Regions from separate parts of the Homo sapiens genome. Here region 1 is linked to region 2. A link is a loop called in an ENCODE intact Hi-C map of the cell type or tissue named here. Cell type or tissue: pancreas. All regions are shown on one strand.

What was found. Hi-C counts contacts between places; a loop is a spot of excess contacts. Peaks named below come from ENCODE experiments on the same cell type or tissue, not always from the same donor. Only the 100,000 strongest peaks of a DNase experiment are listed, where the experiment ranks them.
Region 1: it touches region 2 in a loop (3-fold over the local background); 31 of 110 quality-filtered maps call a loop at or near these places.

What each region holds. Positions count from the first base shown.
Region 1 is chr9:20,635,695-20,643,694 of GRCh38, reverse strand. No RefSeq gene overlaps it. Among named protein-coding and RNA genes, the nearest start is that of MLLT3, 17 kb to the right of the region's middle. In pancreas, no CTCF peak of the experiment used is centred here; a DNase peak (open chromatin) is centred at 3,074.
Region 2 is chr9:20,880,626-20,888,625 of GRCh38, reverse strand. It overlaps FOCAD (focadhesin), which reads right to left. Exons shown (of 44, transcript NM_001375567.1): 20 at 6,570-6,755; 21 at 3,396-3,517. Among named protein-coding and RNA genes, the nearest start is that of SNORA30B, 98 kb to the right of the region's middle. In pancreas, a CTCF peak has its summit at 3,444 (motif pointing left); no DNase peak of the experiment used is centred here.

The DNA.
Region 1 (8,000 bases), 240 kb after region 2:
AAATTAGAAGAAATTTACTGGACTTAGCCTAATTAGTGAGATAGAGCTGCTTCGTGCGGTGCTGTGGTTAAGTGATTAGGTAACAATGATCCAAACACAATAAAATTCAACATCCTGAGGTGATGCCTTATGAATCCTTTCCTCCTTGAAAAGCCTGTAACACGGTGGACTACTCTTTTCTTGTCCTTTTCCCTAGCCTTCACAATTCCACACTCTCCTGATACTTCTCATTAGTCACATTCTCCCCTGGTTTTAATAATAGTTGGATTAGCTTGGATAAAGGCTAGAATGAGGTAACAAGAGACAAAAAATACTCAAATAAGATAAAGAGTTATTTCTCATGTAATATTTTGTGTATATTGTCCAGGAATAATATGGTGGCCCAGTAGGTTAGAGAACCTGAGGTCCTTTTAATGTATGACAGCCACTGGGTACGACCCTCATCCATGTGGTCAAAATGACCTCACTATCATATTTGCATTCAACCCCATGGGAAGCAGCGACATGCTTCTTTCCTACAAAAGGCATAATTGAGAAAGTGAAAACATCATTTCTAATAAATCCCACAAATGAGAACCTAATCATATGGCCACAATTAGCTGCACAGAGGCTGGGAAATGTAGTCTATATTTGGGGAATCGTGTGCCCAGCTAAAGCTCTATTGTATAGAAAAACAGCACTTTCTAACACTAAGGTTTACTAAATATGTCTCATTACTTCAGATTTCTCTCCTGATGTTCACACCTAGTTATTCAACTGTTTACTGAGCATTTATTTATTCCACAAATATTTAACTGCGCTCCTGTGTTACCAGCCACACTAACAAAGATGCTTTTTCTATTTAGATGTTATTCAGAACCCTAACATGTCCAAAGCTGACCATTCCGCATTCCCTAAACTTTCCTCCTTCCTATCTAGGTTATTTGCACCATTATTCAACCAGCTGCCCAACTCAGAAGTGAAGGTGTCTCATACTTATATTCTTCCCTCTCTCATCCAAACTGTCACCAGGCCTAATCAAATCTACCACCTAAACAGATCTCCATTCTAGCCACTTTTCTCCACATACCTCCTTTTAACTGTCGTCTAGGACTCAGTCCTCTCTGTTTTTGAAATTGAAGTATAACATATGTACAGTAAATATGTGAAGTGTGCTAATATAAATGTAAAGTTTAATGGGTTTTACATATGTGCATACCCATTTAACCACCATCCAGATGAAGATACTTCTCAAGATTCTCTGTGTTCTTTCTCAATCAAGCACTATTTCTCCTGTTTAGATAGTTGTTTAAGCCTTTTCAATGGACACTGACCATCTTTCAGTTTCTTTATCTCTCTGTTTCTGACTGCCTGCTTGTCTCTCCACCTCTCTTTCTCTCTCTCTCTCTCTCCTGTGTGTGTGCGTGTGTGTGTGTGTGTGTGTGTGTATTTTTCCCTTGTCCCTGGGGCTTCATTTTACTTCTGTTCTCTCTCTTCCTTTTTGGCTGATAAATCCTTCTGTAACCCAGATCTCAGCTGAGATATCACCTTTATCAAGAAACCCTGTCAGTTGCTGGTATGGGGATTTGCCTAAATAACCTTGTTATGGTTATCTTAGCTTGGGAAAAGGAGAAATAAAACATGTTGAACATGTTTTGATGTAGAACATAGAATATATTTGTTTTGGGTAAACGAATTGGAGATAGTATTTTACTTGTAGGTGAGACCTGGTCACCAAAATATTTTCATTCCTAGTATTAGTTTAAACATTGCTGCTGTAAGTTAGCTATCACAGCAAATCAATAATATTTAAGTCATAGCTCCTTTCAGTGGATCTCACTAGTAAATAAGCCATTGAAAAGTATGACCATATTTATTTTTAGTGAACTAATGTTTTATAATATACATCTAGTAAAGTATACATAACTTAGTGAGTAGTCTGATGAATTCTGATGACTGTATACCTCTGGGTAACCAATATCCCAACTGGTTTCCAAAGTAGAACTTTTCCAGCACCCCAAATAATTCCTTTGTGCCTTTTTGGTCAATTCCTCTAAAATGCAGTTACTGTTCTAATTTCTACCACAATTCATTGGTTTCGCATGTGTTGGAATGCCATGTAAGTAGAATCAGATAGTATATGTATATTCATGTATTTTGCTTCTTTTGCTCAACATAACGTTTTTCAGATTCATTTATGTTGTTGCATATATGAGTAGTTCATTCTTATTTTATTACTGAACAGTATTCCAATGTAGTATATGTGGCACAATTTATCCATTTTACCAATTTTCATATTGGTGGACATACGGACTATTCCCTATTTTGGCCTATAACAAATAAATCTACTATGAACATTCTTACGTAAGTCTTTTTGTGAAGATATGTCTTTATGTTTCATAAACACCTAGAAGTTGAATCCAGATGGATCATAGAATAGGTATATTTTTATCTTTATTAGAAACTGTTAAACAGTTTATCAAAGATTGGTATTATTTTATACTCCAACTAGAAATGTATGCAAATTCTACTTGTTCCACATCCACATCAAAATCTAGTGTGTCAATCTTTTTAATGTTTGTCCTTTTAGAAGTGTGAAATGATTTCTCATTGCAGTTTTCACTTGCATTTCCCTAATGATTAAAAATGCTGAGCACCTTTTCTACATGTCTGTCCTGGAATCTTTAAAGTGTGGCTCTTGTTCTCATTCTTACAAAATGGTGCTGGAGCTCTAGCTGTCACTGCGCCGTAGGCAGAAGGAGGAACAAAGGGTCCAGATCTTACAGTCATGTATCTGCTGAGTCTTTCTCAGAAGCCTCACCCATGGGCTTCTCTTTCTATCTCATTGGTCAAAATTATGTCACATGCCTAACCAATCTGCCAGGAAGGCTGGGTAAAGCAATTTTTTAAGCAGATCTTCCAGGTTTCTATTACTGTGAAACAAACCAACTCAAAAGTTAATGGCTTAGAATGAAAATGTGTTTTTCTCACAAATAGGCCATTTGGGCAAAGCTTAGCAGAGACAGCTTGTCTCTGCTTCACTTGGCATCAGCCTAGAGGCAATTGTTGCTGGCTGCCGGCCAAGAAGACTCACACAGTTGGAACTGTGGTTAGAACACCTACACATGAGCTTTTCATGTGGGTTCTTGGATTCCCACACCACGATAGCTGAGTCCCAAGGGTGAGGGTCCCAAGAGAGACTGAGGTAGAAACCATATCGCCTTTTATGACCTGGAAGTCACACATTATCACTTGTGCTGTATTCTATTCATTGTGGAAAATACAAAGGTCTGCCTGGTTAAAGGGGAAGAGAAGTCGATTTTACAACTTGATCTGGGGGTGGCGAGGTATGGAAGAGCAAGTGGACCAAAATATTGCTGTGGGCTGGGCCCAGTGGCTCACGCCTATAATCCCAGCTCTTTGGGAGGCCGAGGCAGGTGGATCATTTGAGGTCAGGAATTTGAGACCAGCCTGGCCAACATGGTGAAACCCCGTCTCTACTGAAAAAATACAAAAATTAGCCAGATGTAGTGGCGCATGCCTGTAATCCCAACTACTTCAGGAGGCTGAGGCGGGAGAATAGCTTGAACCTGGGAGGCGGAGGTTGCAGTGAGCCGAGATCGTGCCACTGCACCCCAGCCTGAGCGACAAGACTGAGATTCCATCTCAAAAACAAAAAAAACAAAAAACAAAATATTACTGTGGCCATTTTGGGGAAATACAATCTGCTACAATTGGGCATGTTGCTTACCCCTAACTAAGCTGGGATTCTCTTCACAAGAAAGATGTGGCGAATAAATATTGGGTAGGCAAGCTGAGTTTCTGTCATGTTCTTTACACATATAACATTATAATTGTTTGCTTTCCACTAGACTGTAAACTCCATAAAGACAGCAGCCAGATTTGTCCATCTGTCTTTATTAATTATTGGTTCCTTAGGGCCTAAGGAAAAAAAAATAGGCATTCAAGAAATATTTCTCAATGAACAAGTATTAAACTAAATAAAACCATATATAGAATATCAGTTTTAGAAAATAAACTGTGATGAAACATTAGGAAAGAATGTAAAAATTGAAATTTTAAGTCAATAACCTGCCAGCCTGGAGCTGGGAGCTGTGGCTCACACCTGTAATCTCAGCACTTTGGGAGGCTGGGACAGGTAGATCGCTTGAGCTCAGGAGTTTGGGACCAGCCTGGGCAACGTGGCAAAACCCTGTCTTTACAAAAAATACAAAAATTTGTCAGGTGTGGTGGTGCATGGCTGTAGTCCCAGCTACTCAGGAGGCTGAGTTGGGAGGATCACTTGAGCCCAGGAGGTTGACGCTGCAGTGAGCCATGATTATGTCACTGTACATCAGCCTGGGTGACATAGTGAGACCCTATGACAATAAATAAGTAAATAAATAAATAAAAACCTATCAGGCTGGGCAACATAGTAAGACCCTATCTCTACAAAAATCTTTTTAAAAAATTAGCTGAGTGTGGTGGCATGCACCTGCAGTGGCAGCTATTTGGGAGGCTGAGGTGGGAGGATCACTTGAGCCCAGGAGTTCAAGGCTGCAGTGAGCCATGATCACAGCACTGCATTCCAGCCTGGGGGATAGAGTGAGATTGTCTCTAAAAAAAAGTCAATAACCTGCAGAAAGCCCAATAAACATATATGCTAAGGATTAAAACAAATCTCATTCTACTTTTTAAAATAAAAAACAAAATAAAGTGCTATTTAGTGAGGCAATCAGAGACCAAAAGCCAGTCCTTATGACTTTTCTATACATTACTTTACATTGGTTTAGAATATCCAGCCATTGACCATTATTTGCTATTGTTGGAGACAGTTTGGAAAATGCATGCTCCCTGATCCTTACTGGATCAGTATTGAGGTCAAGAATTTGTTCATTCTGTGAACTATCTCTTCTTCATCCTTAAGTACATTTTTAGCTTACATAGTTTAAAATCTTTATTTTCTCTTTTTATTTATTTATTGATTTATTTATTATTTATTTATTGCTTTTTAGTTTTAGAGACAAGGTCTCATTCAGTTACCCAGGCTGGAGTGCAGTGGCACTATCATAGCCCACTGTAACCTCAAACTCCTGGACTCAAGCAATCCTCCCACTTCAGCTTCCCGAGTACCTGGGACTACACGTGCACACCACCATGCCCAGCTAATTAAAAGAAAAAAAATTCCTTGTAGAGACGGGGTTTCTCTGTGTTTCCCAGGGCGGTCTCTAATTTCTGGCCTCAAGCAATCTTTCCACCTCAGCCTCCCAAACTGCTGAGATTATAGACATTAGCCACTGCACCCAGCCTTAACATTTTTTGACTTATGTTGTTTCATATATTTAAATATTTTCATCGTTTTCATTGGTTTCATATTCCCTTTTGAAGAGCTCTTCAATGTTTTGTTTTTCTTTTTCTGGTCCATTTAATAACTAGTTTGCCAGTAACCATGGCTTTGCATGGCACGTTCCTGAGGACTGTGACAAATATTCTCATACTGTGATCTGATTATATCATACCTCTGCTCAAATTTTTTCAGTGGTTTCTTGTCAGGCATAGAAAACTCTTAATCTGTTGAGCATGAACAGAATACCCTTTCTGAGGAGATTCCTCATCTCCCAACACTTTCCTTCAGTCAGACCTTAGAATAAGTATAGCTACTGAGCTTGCCATACCTTCTCCTTTCTCAGTGCCCCCCCACCCCCACCCTTCCTAGTGTCTTTCCAGGCTGAAGGAAGAATATCTGTTAAATGTTTGCTCCCAATTTCATTCTCATCCTTGTGACACCCTCTCCTCATCCTTGTGATAAACTCTTACCCTCCAGTATCATCTCAAGTGTTAATGCCTCAGTTATTCTTTCTCTAAGCTCCCATCTCAGATTGGGTGCATTTTCCTTGTCTTGTATTTGAATATGCAAATCTCAATTAGGCTTTTTTTTTTTTTTTTTTTTTTTTTACTTTCTCACAGCAAGTAGTTCTACACAAAATCTAGGTGGAAGAAACCAAGCACAATCATTTATTTAAATAGTATTTATTGTTTCTTCCTCTCTCTATGTCTTTTTATAGGAGAAGCGAGATATGAATTGGGGGGAGAGGAATCCTACTCTGTTGTTGGCTCTTTTTTTACCTACTATTGGCCAAAGAAGAAGACAGGTGGAGAGTAGTGATGCTCCTCCTGGAATGCCAAGGTGGAAGAGAAAAGCAAGTGATTTGAGAGGTGATTGCATAAGCTTAGACTCAAAGGCCCTGCTGATATATTTCCTATCTTTTACTTGCATCCTTCACCACATGAAGGAGGTTTTAGGGTATTTTTCACATCTGCCCATGGGACAACCCAGCCATTTTCTCTGTCCTCTGGGCTCCCTGCCTTGACAGAGTCTTCTTAGTGTGGTGCTGTCACAACAAGGCTGTTACTGTGATTGAAAGGAAAAGGCCAAAAGACACAGACAACGGAAGTTTATTTAATAGCCATGAATATATAAATGTACAGAAACAGTCAGACAAAGCAGAAAACAACATAAAGTACTCCCAGTTGGATTTACAGACTTTTCAAGTTCGCCACTGGGTCCTACTTAGGAAGAGTGAGTCATCTTCTAAGCCATTTTATCAGAGGATTTCCAATCCCCCTGCTCCTCCCTCTGCCTTTCTGAAGATTCTGCAATTGCCTTGCAGCTCTCCAGCTGCAAGCAACTGATGCAAATCAACCCTAGTACATTCCAGAGTGTTTATTGGGAGACTAGGTGAGTTGAAGGTGAATTTCTACTTGTAGCGTCTATAAGTAGAGCATCTTGTAGCAGGCCCAGATTTCAGGGTTGCTTTTGTTTGGTCCATTTCTACACATGGTGTTTCTATATTTACTAGAGTTATCCCTGCACTGTTATAAGAGAGAAAACATGTTAATAGCCTGGAGTATGGAATTAGATTGCCAGGGTTTGAATTTTAGGATGACCAACCATGCTGGTTGTGCTGGGACTGAGGAGTTCTATAAGGATGCAGGACTTGTCAGTACTAAAACAAGGACAGTGGTCACCCCAGAACATTGCTACTTACTAGCTCAGGTCTCAAATGGAAGTAAAAGTATTCCAGCATTATGGAGGTATTGTTGGAATAAGAGTTAATATTTGTAAAGTGCTTACAACAGTGTCTGACATATATAAGTGTGTGTTAAATCAAAAACTTATGGAAGACACGGTTTTTTTCTGGGCATAATCGCATTGTCCAAGCAATGTTTTTAATTTTTGCCATTATCTTAGGGGTTTACAAAAGTGAATTCTTATTTATCTACACATTTATATGTATATACTGTTTAAGTGAGTTTTTACCATCTAATTTTCACATAAAACAATACATACTCAAAATAACTTCACCATAGTAATGTTGAACTACAAAATAGCATGACTAAAAAGTGATGTGGATAGTAAAGGAGGATGTCCAATTGTGAACGAGTTCCTCCAAACCCTGCACCTCTTTCCTTTCTGCTCTTACTCTACCTTGATCAGAGCCCTGTTTAACAATGACTGTATTGTATTGGAATTATATGTCTGTTGCCACCAGAGAGGGTATGCAAAAGCAGAGCCTGTGTTGCAGCTGACAGTGTGGAGGGAAAAGAGATCTTGGGCCGGTGGCTATTAATTACTGGAAACTTTCACCAGAAGTGAAAGACTCAATGAATGTCAGACCCTCACCCATCAGATTAGCCATCCCTCCTTCAAAGCAGGGGTATGGGCAGTCCTAGAGAAGGCAAGAAGTATTCAGGCCATGTTCTATGGAAATGAGAAAGCTTTGGATCACAGATGTATCTCCCAGCCTACAACCTTTTGACTAAAAGCCTCCTACTTTAAAATATTTGTTAATAGTCTGAAGCTTTAAAAAAAAAAAAGTTTTTGAATCCCTTGTGGTTCAAATCCAGAGCAGTTCTTTTGACAAGAAATGAATGCTATGTGAACATAAATATTTTTAAATACCAAGACCTTTAGGTTTTCTTTGAACCTCATGAAAAGGACTCACAGACCTCCAATACTT
Region 2 (8,000 bases):
AAACCATACCATACCTCAATTTCTAAAAGTAATTTAAAAGAATAAAAATAAAACACAGGAAAAAAGAAAATGAAAAATTTTTGTAATCTCGGATTAAACAAAAAGCAAGAACCATTTTGTAAAATTTGGTAAGTTGAAATTCTTCAAAATGAAAAGTCCACTCTTCAAAATACATTATAAAAAAATGAAGGCCAGGCGCAGTGGCTCACGCCTGTAATTCCAGCACTTTGGGAAGCCAAGGCAGATGGATCATGAGGTCAGGAGTTTGAGACCAGCCTGACCAACATGGTGAAACCCCGTCTCTACTAAAAATACAAAAATTAGCCGGGCATGGTGGTGCACACCTGCAATCCCAGCTATTTAGGAGACTGAGGTGGGAGAATCGCTTGAGCCCAGGAGGCGGAGGTTGTAGTGAGCTGAGATCGCACCACTGCACTCCCGCCTGGGCAACAGAGCAAGACTCCATCTCAAAAAAAAAAAAAAAAAGAAGAAAAAAAAAAAAAGAAAATGAAAAGACATGTAACACACTAAGTAAAAAAAAAAAAAATATCCAGAATATATAAAGAACACTCTTTTGAAAACAAAAGCCCCAATTCTAAAAATGGGCAGAAGATCAGAGCAAACACTTCAGGAAGAAAACAGATACATACAAAATAAACACATGAAAAGATGCTTCAACATCATTAGTTATTAAGGAAACACAAATTAAAACCACAAAGGGAAACTAATACTACTCATCTACAAGAATAGCTAAATTTTTTTAATTGACTATATCAAGCACTGACAAGAAGGCAGAGCAACTGAAACTCTCATACCTTGCAGATGGGCATTCAAAATAAGACAGCCACTAGGAAAACAGTTTGATAGTTTCCTATAAAGTTATATATGAATTTACCACATGACGTTGCACTCTCACTCCTAGGTATTTGTTTACTGAAAAGAAACAGAAAAATGAATGTTCACACAGGGATCTGTATGAGAATGTTTATAGAAACTTTAGTCTTAATCATTGAAAACAGAAAAAACCCGAAGGTCCATCAACTGGTGAATTAATAAACAAACTGCAATTCTCAAGAAATACTTGGAAATATGGCTGGGCACAGTGGCTCATGCCTGTAATCCCAGCACTTTGGGAGGCCGAGGCAAGTGGATCACCTGAGGTCAGGAGTTCGAGATCAGCCTGGCCAACATGGTAAAACTCCATCTCTACTAAAAATACAAAAATTAGCTGGGCGTGGTGGCGCATGCCTGTAATCCCAGCTACTCGGGAGGCTGAGGCAGGAGAATCCCTTGAACCCAGGAGGCAGAGGTTGCAGTGAGCCGAGATTGCACCATTGCACTCCAGCCTGGACAGCAGAGTGAGACTTCATCTCAAAAAAAAAAAGAGAAAGAAAAAGGAAAGAAAGAAGAAATACTTGGAAATAAAAAAGACTCAGGATAAAGTAATGGGAGGATCAAAAGCAGGGTTTGAAGAAATTTCATCTGGAAAAATCCCAAATTGATTGCAACAAAAGAAAGACAAGATGCAAGGAGATGATTTAAGAGAGCTTAGAGTAATCTTGGAAAAATCCAAATGTATTTCTAGAATCTTCTCTGATTAACCTGGGAGAGAAGATGACAGTTCAAGGACTATGGAGCCTCACTGCCTGGGTTCAATTTCCAGGCTCCTCTACTTGTTAGCTATGTGACCTTGACACATTAACAGCACCTACCTCACAGTGTTGAAAGTATCTAAATCGATTATTAGCTGTTATTATTGCAATTATTTTTATTAACCAGCTCTGAAAGTTCATATTATTTCTTGTCACATAGTTTGAGAAACTTCATGGGTCCCCCAGCCTTTGTGTTTTAAGCAAATGAACTACATATACTGAGCAGAATATGGAATCCAGTCTAAAATCCTACTATACATTTGGCAGAATTCTGTCCAATACGCCTTCTAATTGACCCCTAAAACAATGATGTTATTTTCTTTTCCCTTTGAAATTTTCTAGACTCTCTACAGCACAAGCAACAAGTATCTTAACCCAAAGATTTTCTGTGCTTATATCTCGGACACACCTCATAACTTCTGATGCCACTGCCAAAAGTTATCAGATGTCTTCTGCCATCCCCTGCACTAATGCTTTTTCTTGTTTCTGTTCTGATGGTGACTTTTTATTATAAATCAGCTTTTCAGTAAGACTTTAGACTTCAGTTTTCCTTCAAATATCTAAGTGCACAGCTTAAAACACAAAAAGGTACCACGTTTCTCCCTTCTCTATGCCAACTAATGAGATGCCAGGGACAAAAAAAACATAGAAATCACCTATGTCTGAAATTAAACCTTCCTCCTAGAAAAGCGTTGCTCTTCCCAGATCCTTCTTCTCTTTTTAGTTGAATGAAGACACTATATTAGGCAAAAAAAAAGCTTCTGAAACAAGTATTTACACAATTTTAATTCTAACTAAATATATGAAAGGAAAATGGATGGCAAAGGACAAAGATGGGTCTTGAAAAACCCTCTGAATTTTGCTGTGCTATGAAACTGGTGGCAATTGGTGTGATACAGAATAAAAGTGAATCAAATTAATTACAACCAAATGTATAAATTAGGCATCAAAATAAGATGTTATAGAAAGATATTTTAGAAATGCTAATTATTTTTACATCAAGTTCATTAAATCTTTACAATTCATATATTTTTACTTATAACTGATATATAACCTACTATGTCTGAACTATATAAATCTCTTTGCTGTGACATTTTGTTTTGTTATTCATTCATACATTTTAATTTGTATACATCATATGAGTAAGTGTGATAAAATATTTAAAAACAATAAAAATACATTTCCCAAGGACTTTCCAGCTTCCCTCTTCCCCTGGTTTTGCCATAATCTGCAATAATCAGATTTCATATAAATCATCTAATAGAATCACAGAACTTTATTTTTAAAAGGTAGCTGAAAGGAAAAGTAAAATAAACATTAAAACCAAGGGTTATTTTTCTAAAATGCTTTTATTTACTTTTAATTCCAAACACTCACAAAATACAAACACTGGTCCCCTACATAATTGCAAAGGATTAGAATTAAGATATAGGCAGTAGCATTTCTTTAAACAATAAATTGATATTTATTCTGAATAATGACAGTTAAGCATTGATGAAGTAAAGCAAATTCCTAGACATTACTCCCTAATAAATACGCTGGGCAGTGGGGGAAAACATGGCAGTTTCTTTCAGAAATACATTGAAATATTTGAGTATTCAGTTGGGTCAACTATTTTGGTGGCCTTTAAAAGCAACTTACATTAATTATGATCAAAAAAATTATTTCTAAACAAACAACTTCTTAAACATATCATGAAGGGAGAAAACACTAAAACATAAAGAAGAGGACACGGGAACCTACCTCATGTACAAGAGCAAGTGAAGTCTGCTTGAAACTTCGCCCTCTGCTGGCCATCAGTCTGTTCAATGGTTTTCCATCTTTACTCTGATACATGGAAACATCATAGCAAAATAACATACCACCTTTAAAAAAAATTATATAGACTTTATTTTATTTTTATTTTTATTTTTTTAAGACAGAATCTCACTCTGTTGCCCAGGCTGGAGTGCAGTGGTGCAATCTCAGCTCACTGCAACCTCCGCCGCCTGGGTTCAAGGGATTCTTCTGCCTCAGCCTCCTGAGTAGCTGGGACTACAAGCGTGTGCCACCATGCCCGGCTAATTTTTTAAGTTTAGTGGAGACAGGGTTTCACCATATTGGCCAGGCTGGTCTCTAACTGCTGACCTCATGATCCGCCTGCCTCATCCTCCCAAAGCGCTGGGATTACAGGTGTGAGCCACCGCGCCCAGCTTACAAAGACATTTCTTATGGAAAAACTTTACTAATTAGATTCTCAGTAACTGATAATCAATCTGGATAGAGATATTTATAACTAAAAGCTAACTTGTTAAGCAAATTATGATTTTTGACCATTTATATATAAGGAATAAAAAAACACAAGAGATTTAAAAAGCTAATATTTAAAATACTATTGGGACAGGCACGGTGGCTCACACCTGTAATCCCAGCACTTTGGGAGGCCAAGGTAGGCAGATCACTTGAGGTCAGGAGTTTGAGACCAGCCAGGTCAACATGGTGAAACCCCATCTCTACTAAAAACGCAAAAATTAGCCAGGCATGGTGGCGAACACCTGAAATCCCAGCTACTCGGGAGGCTGAAGCAGGAGAACCACTTGAACTAGCAGTGGAGGTTGCAGTGAACTGAGATTGTGCCACTGTACTCCAGCCTGGGCAACCAAGAGAAACTCTGTCTCAAAATATAAACGTAATATAATATAGTATATTACTTATTGACTCATAGCTTTTTAGTTAAGATCACATGTAAAATATTATTTACAATTTACTTATGAGTAAATAAGTATAAGTATAAATAAATGAACAAATTTGCAAGTCTTGACTTTGTGAACTGTTTAGTTCTAGAGATTCTATTAAGTTTTTTAAAAATTTCAATTAAAGAGAAATACTTGCACATATTAATCTTCATGAACACATGATAACATGGGTCCCTTTAGTTTATACTCAAAAGTGGACAAGCTTTCCCTCATTCCTGTATTCACATACACTCACTCTCCCTCTTCTCCCTGCCCTTTCCACAACGGTCAGTTAAGCTCTCAGCTGAACCTCCAGCTTATTTATGTTTTTTATTGCACTGAGTTTTATTATCTTTATTATTTCTTCCCTGATCCTTTAAGTTTGATTTGCTGTTCTTTTCCAAGCTTCTTGAGTTGGAAGTTTAAATACTGATTATTTTCCTTTCTTTTCTAAAATATACATTGAAAGTGTGAATTTCCCTAGAGGGGAAACAGTGTTTAAAAATACTATTTTAGCTGCAACCTACAGGTTGTTATATGGCTTATCTTCATTATCATTCACTTCAAACTATCTTCTCATTTCCATTTTGATTCTTTTCTCTGATCCATCCATTACTTATAAGTATACTGTTCAATTTTCAGCCAACTGGAGATATCATGGTAATCATTTTTGTTATTTATTTCTAGCTTAATCCCATTGTCATCAGAGGACAAACTCTAAGTGACTTCAATATCTTGAAATTTATTGAAGTTTGTGGTCCAGCGTATGGTCATTTTGGTAAATTTTCCATGTACAGTTAAAAGATATATAAATTCTATCACTATAAGGTACAATGTTCTACATGTCTATACAGTAGTTTGTTCATAGATTGTTCAGATATTTTGTGATCTTATAGATTTTCTTGTCTCCTTGCTCTGCCAGCTACTGAAAAAGATATTTTAAAGTTTCCATTATTATTGTGGGTTTGTCTATTTCCTCTTTTAGTTCTACTCATTTTTGTCATATATTTTGAAAGTATGTTATTTCATGTAGGCCAGTTAGAATTGATATTTTCCAAAGAGAGTGACTTCTTTATCTCCAGGAATCATTCCCTTCATTTCCAGCTTCTTCCTTTGTCCTGTGTCTAGTGCAGTATATGAAAGAACCACAGAAGTACTAAATGGTGTTATTGTCAATCAAAGAGTAGTTTTCCTCTCTCCTCTGTTAGGCAGACTGGGTGAAGGACTGATTACCTCAACCTAATCAGGAATTGATCTGGGTTAGGACTGATTATAACTTTTGTAATTTGAGTCCAGCTCTGGTTCACTCCTTTGCCAGGGTATATCTCCCCACAACACCCCCCACTAATTGGCAGTCTAATGAGTCTTTGACTCCTCAATCTGAAAAAATTATGAGAGATTTAGGTCTGCTCTCAGAAATTTTCAGCTTAGCTCTTTAGCTTTCCATCCCATAAAGCTTCAAAATGTCGCAAATAACTTGAGAGAAATTGGCCTTGTGCTCAAGGTCACTCAAGTTCTGAGTTGTGTCACTCTTGCTCCACATGATTGCCAAGATGTCTGCTGGTTTCTCCACCTCCTCACCAGCTTCTCAATAAAGTTGAGGCTGAATGCTCAGATTCCAGCTGTGGCCAGAATTAGTAAGTTCACCCAGGTGAGAGCAGTTGCAGATCTTCAGTATCAATTCACCATTCTCTCTTGGGCTTTTACCTCTTGCATGCTGTTTTTTCAAGCCCATTCTCCTAGCTCGTCTTTGTTTCCTAAGCATCAGAAGACTAAAAGGGATTTCACTTTGCCTTTCAGAAGCTTTCAGCCTAGCTCTTTAGCTCTTGGTGCAAATTCAAAATTCAGCAAATGTCCTGTGAGAAAAATCTCTAATTTGTCGCCCTAGTCCCAGGCAATCACTAAAAGCTCCTCTAGTTTCTCTTTCTTCCAACAGGCCATGCCTCTGGGCTGAGTGGGTATCCCCCAAGGTGGGGAGAAAACAGTTCTAAAATGTTATGCTGACTCTGAAACTTAAATCCATCTATTTGTCTTTGCTTCTACAGTTCTGCGATGTCTTTTAAAGTGCGATGATTTTTATAATTTATCCACATGTTAGTAGCAGCAGCAACACCCTGCCATGGCCCATTATATCCTACTTGAAAGTGGAAGTTAAATCATTACATGAAAAACCTGTATTTTTGATACTATGTACTACCCTTACCTGCAAGGCCAGGTTTCAGTCCTGGTTGCTTGTTTGTTTCATACATTTTCAATATAAAATTGGGGATTCCTGCTACAGTCTTTCCTTGGTCTGAGCGGGCACCTCCTTTTAATGCAGAGTGATATATCCCACGAGGCATATTCACCATTTCTTGCTTCACAAGTGATGTAAAAAATTCCTCCAAAGCTAAAAGAGGATAAAAGGAGACCAAAAGTAGAGTAAATACAATAAGCTAGAAGAGAAACATGCGTTCTTAACTCATATACAAACAACTAAGCTACATTTCTGGCCAAACCTTACATGGTAAAAAGAGACCTCTTGATACCTATCCCTTTCTTAGTCTTCCTCCAAATTAGAACATGGCACCAAGTTGCTCAAGCTTAATTCCTCTCTTTCCCTCACTTATTACATGTAATCCATTAGCAAGTCCTTCTGATTCCACCTTCAAAATCTATCCCAAATCCATCAGTTTCTCTCCATTTTTCACTGCTATTTATCTACTTATTATCTTTTGTCCTCCTCATACAAACTAATGTAAAAACTAGTTTACTGAATTCTTTTCCTCTTGACCATCCTCTATAAACCTTCCTCTGCCCAGAGGCCAGAATTTTGTCATTCCTGTCCCTAACACCTTCCAGTTGCTTTTCACTGTGCATAAAATAAAATCACAACTTCTGACCATGATCAAGACCTTTTATAATCTAGCCCTGACTCCCCCTCAGAGTTAATGTCTAATACCCTACCTCCTTGCTATGTTGAAGTCACACTTACATATGGCCTCTTTCCATTCCTCAAAAACACAAAGTTGATATTTAAGTCAGTGCCACTGCATTTGCTATCCCTTCCACCTGGAACATATCAGTCCCACATTTTCATGAGAATGGCTCCTTCTTATCATTTAAGTGTTTTCAGAAAAACCTCTTTCATAACTATCTATACTTAGCAATATTAGGACAATTATTTTAAAATGAGATATTTGTCCACTATCTTTGCTTGTGTTCTTTCTAATTAAGCCCAAGATCTTTATCATTTGACATTTTACTTACTATATAATAACAGAAATATGATGTCAGAAGACAACAGGATGTATAAACAAAATATTTGATAAGACTATAGGTTCATATTCAAATGTGATTTTCCTAAGGACCACTAGAGGTTGCCCAATACAGAAACAAACAAAAAAACAAAAAACATTAAAGCTAAACAAATCATATGTAGCGGAAAATGAAAAAAGAAAACCACTGCATGTGGCTCTTACAGAAACAAAAAGCAAGGGTCCACCTAACTGGAATTTCATTCTGAAGAGATCTATCTAAAAGTCTCCTTTAAATGAATATGATTAAATTAAAGGCAGCAAGAGCTCACTGGACCGTCTATTATATACCCATTTCTGACAGGACCCTCCTAGATGCAATCAAGATTCTCCATTCA